2 separate regions of the Homo sapiens genome follow, and region 2 is linked to region 1. Evidence: chromatin loops called from intact Hi-C (ENCODE). Cell type or tissue: OCI-LY7. All regions are shown on one strand.

The links. A loop is a pair of places that touch in the nucleus more often than their neighbours do. Peaks named below come from ENCODE experiments on the same cell type or tissue, not always from the same donor. Only the 100,000 strongest peaks of a DNase experiment are listed, where the experiment ranks them.
Region 2: a loop joins it to region 1, with 6 times the contacts of the local background. A loop is called at or near these places in 1 of 110 quality-filtered maps.

What each region holds. Positions count from the first base shown.
Region 1 is chr3:104,520,630-104,523,129 of GRCh38, forward strand. LOC105374021 (a long non-coding RNA gene) reads right to left here. Exons shown (of 6, transcript XR_007096271.1): 5 at 2,040-2,166; 6 at 1-7. Among named protein-coding and RNA genes, the nearest start is that of ALCAM, 850 kb to the right of the region's middle. RefSeq lists enhancers at 1,156-1,435, 1,932-2,500. In OCI-LY7, no CTCF peak of the experiment used is centred here; DNase peaks (open chromatin) are centred at 1,512 and 2,052; H3K4me3 peaks cover 2,304 bases; H3K27ac peaks cover 2,500 bases.
Region 2 is chr3:105,813,625-105,816,124 of GRCh38, forward strand. All of the region lies in intron 3 of CBLB (Cbl proto-oncogene B), which reads right to left. Among named protein-coding and RNA genes, the nearest start is that of CBLB, 54 kb to the right of the region's middle. In OCI-LY7, no CTCF peak of the experiment used is centred here; no DNase peak of the experiment used is centred here.

The DNA.
Region 1 (2,500 bases):
ATATGACCTGGATAGATAAAACATCAAAATAAGAGATCAATCAATAAGAAAAAAAACAACAACAAAAACAAAACAAAACAAAACAAAAAAACCAGAAAAATAAGTCATCCACATTAGGGTTTTAGGAGCAGAACATATCCAAGTCACACAGCACCAATGCATGTTCCCGGCAGTAAATCTGTACTGGTCTGCCACAACCTCAATTCTTGCCTCCTCAGAAGAAATAATTCAACCCAGGAGGCATAAGGGGGAAAGAGACAAAGGCAAGATTTAGAGCAAGAGTGAAAGATTATTAAAAAGCTTGAAAGGCCAGGCAAAGTGGCTCACGCCTGTAAATCCCAGCACTTTGGGAGGGCTGATCACTTGAGGATCAGGAGTTGAAGACCAGCCTGGCCAACATGGTGAAACCCTGTCTCTACTGGGTGTGGTGGTGCACACCTGTAATCCCAGCTACTCGGGAGGCTGAGGCAGGAGAATGGCGTGAACCCAGGAGGCGGAGGTTGCAGTGAGCTGAGATCGTGCCTCTGCACTCCAGCCTGGGCGACAGAGCGAGACTCCATCTCAAAAAATAAATAAATAAATAAAATAAAGGGGGTTTAAAGTAGGAATGAAAGGAAGTACACTTGGAAGAGGGCCAACGGGGCAACTTGAGAGATCAAGTGTGCGGTTTGACCTTTTGACTTTGGGTTTTGTAAGTTGAGATGCTTCCAGAATCTTGCATTCATTCCCCCCCGATTCTTCCCCTGGGGTGGGCTGTCTATATGTGCAGTGGCCTGTCAGCACTTGGGAGGGGAGCAGGCACAGTGTGTTTACTAGAGTTGTATGCATGCATACACTTGAGGCGTTCTTCCCTTATCAGTCAAATGTCCCTAGAAAGTCATATACCAGTTAAACTCTGCCATTTTGCTTCTTAATGTGCATGATTGAGCCAACTCCTCCAAATCCTGACATCTTGTCAGGAAGCTATTGATCACCAGTTTCAGGTGTTTCTGTTTATTCGGAGACTGCCTTTCCCTGGCACTGACTGTGAACAATTATTATTTTAGAGAGACAGTTAACAACTGCCTGATCATCACCTGATGGTCACCTGACATTCCTGGTGTGTGTGTCAGGGAGTTGGGGAAGCCCTTTCCTGCTCTCTTCATGTCTGATTAGCTACCTACCGTAACAAGGGGTGGGGATGTAGGGATCATTAATGAATGTCAAGAGTCATACAGATAGTTTCCAAATCTCCAAATGTGTACCTACTTCATCTGTGACTCAAAACTATTATAATAAGCCCTTTTATGGCTTAAAATCAATAAACACAAGAATTTCATTTCAAAAAGGGTACACGCAACTCCTCCCAATATTTAAAGCTCCTCCCAAAGATAGTGAGGGAAGAGAGAGACCTTCTCATATTGTTTTACATTGTTTCATACTCAGTACCTATTTTAAGAAGAAACAAGGAAGTGAAACCAAAGGCAGGCAGCCCGGCACCAGGCACCAGACCCAAAACCAGACCCGAAACCAGGCCTGGGCCTGCCTAGTAGCTAAAAATCAACTCATGCCTTAGCAACCGATGTTATCCATAGATTCCAGACATTGTATGGAAGAACATTGTGAAACTCTCTGCTCTGTTCTGTTTCACTCTGACTACTGGTGCATGAAGCCCCTGTCATGTACCCCCTAGATTGCTCAAATCAGTCACGACCCTTTCATGTGAAATCTTTAGTGTTGTAAGCCCTTAAAAGGGACAGAAATTGTGCACTTGGGGAGCTCGGATTTTAAGATGGTAGCTTGCCGATGCTCCCAGCTGAATAAAGCCCTTCCTTCTACAACTTGGTGTCTGAGGGGTTTTGTCTGCGGCTTGTCCTGCTACAATAGCTCAAGAAAGCAAAGTTGGGCTGGGCACAGTGGCTCATGCCTGTAATCCCAGCATTTTGGGAGGCCGAGGTGGGTGAATCACGAGGTCAGGAGATCGAGACCATCCTGGCCAACATGGTGAAACCCCGTCTCTACTAAAATACAAAAAATTAGCCAGGCACTGTGGCACGCACCTGTAGTCCCAGCTGCTGCTACTCCAGAGCCTGAGGCAGGGGAATCGCTTGAACCTGGGAGGCAGAGGTTGCAGTGAGCCAAGATCACACCACTATACTCCAGCCTGGCGACAGAGTAGGATTCCACCTAAAAAAAAAAAAGAAGAAGAAGAAGAAGAAAGCAAAGACATTAATTGTTAGGCAATGAAGGCTGAGATAACAAAGGCAATTTTTTTTTGAGAACCTACACATTTGGAAAAACAGACATTTCAGATTCCCAGCCTAGTATATGTCTGGCAAATATGCCCTCCTGGGTAGTGAAGACCAGAAAATAAATTTGGGGATTACAAAGCCAAGTTTCTCAAGACACAAAAACAAGATGAAAGGAGAAGCTTATTATGGTTTTTCTCCTTATACCAAACCACACAAAGGACAGAGACAAGAAAAACAAGGACCATTTTTGGATGTTTAAAGATTAATTA
Region 2 (2,500 bases), 1.3 Mb after region 1:
GTTATTCCTCCAAGGACCAAAACCAATACTGTATTTATAATTTATCACAGAAATATTAGATATATATTTTTTGTGATGAAAGTATTACATGAAACAAGTAAGCAGCTATACATATGGAACCAATATTACAAGATTTTTATTGTTAGACCTACACCAAAAAACTTCAATAACAAGAAGCCAAGTGTGGTATTCCTCAACTAATCTTAAAAAATTGTGACTGTTTCCTTGTCTTTCTCACTTCTGGAAAATCAGCTTTTCTCCTCTTCAACACTGGCAGCATTTCAATGAAAACCTGTCATATATACTGCTTACAAAGCCTATCAGACTTGTCTAATAAGAAAGATCGTAGGACAGAAAAAGTTGATAAAATTATAACTACCTCTATAATTTGGTTTCAAATGTAGTTCAATTAAGCAATTCTGATTGTTTGCTTGTTTAATTCTTTCTAATGAAAATTTAAAAAAAGATCATCAGGTTTTTATGCCCAAACACTCATGACTCAGAACTTGAGAAATCAAAGAGTGAGACTCAAAATCCGAATAGAATTTCAGAAAGAATTAAATTCTCCCAACTAAAGCTTTTGTGTGCTTTATGTTTATACGTGCATCAGAGATAAGAAAAACAAAATGTGACGGAAAATAAAACTAACAACATAGAACCCAGATAAGAGGATTTATCAATATACCTAAATCATTAATCAGTATTACTGAGACTGTTGATTCCCTTTTGTTTTGTTTATGCAAATGGTATATTTAACTCTTTTAAATTCTGTAACAAACCTGAACTCAGTTATTTGTCACAAGAGTAAACAGACTTTGATGCTACAAAACTAAAATTGTTTAATCAATTAACTTCCACCACTGAATATATTGAAGGAAAATAGCGTACATGTACAATATGTACTTAAGGAATGACAAAAAGGATTCATGGAAATATAAATGAATATGGCAGCAAGTTATGCTGAGTCTCTTGAAATCACTCTTGTGTCCATTCCTTCTTTTGCCTACTGCCATTCCTACTGCCATTATCTTCAGTTTAGGCTTCAATTATTTCTTACTTATACTACTACAACGTCTTGTTTAGGACCGTCCTCATTACCAATTTCATGATGCTCCAATTTATACTCAACAGTGCTGACAAATTTTCATAAACACACCTCTGGTCATGAAAATTCTCTTCAATTATCCCTCATGTCCAATGAATATGAGAAGAAAATCCATAGTCTAAGATTCAGTCACCTCCCAGATATGGTCCCACTTATCTCCAGAGCCAAATTTTGTACCCACCCCCCACCCTCTAATGCCACACACCCTGTATCTCCTGCCCCTGTGTCTCACACAGTACAGTCTCTCCACTTCCATCCTTAGCCACTAATATCCCAACTGCTTCCGAAGATGAATTCAAATGCTAGCTCCTTCACAAAATTATCTGTAATTAGCCCTGTCAGGCATAAGAAATTCTCTCTCTTCAGAATGTGTTTATACATCTATGAAAGCACTTCCCAGTGCATTTTCATGCAAAATCATACTGTCTTTTGTAAACCTACATTATTGCCCTAATTTAAGAACTCCTTCAGTGCAGATTGAGATTTAAATCTACAAAAAATGCTTTGTACACCTGTAGGTACCTACTCTTTATTGAATGAATGATAAAAATATCTTTGTTCTTTTAGAATGTAGTAGTGAAAGGAAAGACAAAAGCATCCGTTCTGTTCAAAGGATGATTAGCAAAAAACACAGGAAGAAAGGCTGTTAATGGCTTTATATTACAATGGAATATCAATGACAATTTCTATCAGTTCCAATGAAACTGAAAGAAATTTCATGATGTATCACTGGCCATTAGAGAAATGCAAATCAAAACCACAATGACATACCATCTCACGCCAGTTAGAATGGTGATCACTAAAAAGTCAGGAAAAAACAGATGCTGGAGACGATGTGGAAAAATAGGAATGCTTACACACTGTTGGTGGGAGTGTGAATTAGTTCAGCCATTGTGGAAGACAGTGTGGCGATTCCTCAAGGATATAGAACCAGAAATACCATTTGACCCCATAATCCCATTACTGGGTATATACCCAAAGGATTATAAATCATTCTACTATAAAGACACATGCACACATGTTTATTGCAGCACTATTCACAATGGCAAAGACTTGGAACCAACCCAAATGCCCATCAATGTTAGACTAGATAAAGAAAATGTGGCACATATACACCATGGAATACTATGCAGCCATAAAAAAGAATGAGTTCATGTCCTTTGCAGGGACATGGGTGAAGCTGGAAACCATCATTCTCAGCAAACTAACACAGGAAGAGAAAAGCAAAAAACCAAATACCGCATGTTCTCGCTCATAAGTGGGAGTTGAACAATGAGAACATATGGGCACAGGGAGGGGAACATCACACACTGGGGCCTGTCGGGAGGTAGGGGGCAAGGGGAGGGATAGCATTAGGAGAAATATCTAATGTAGATGATGGGTTGATGGGTGCAG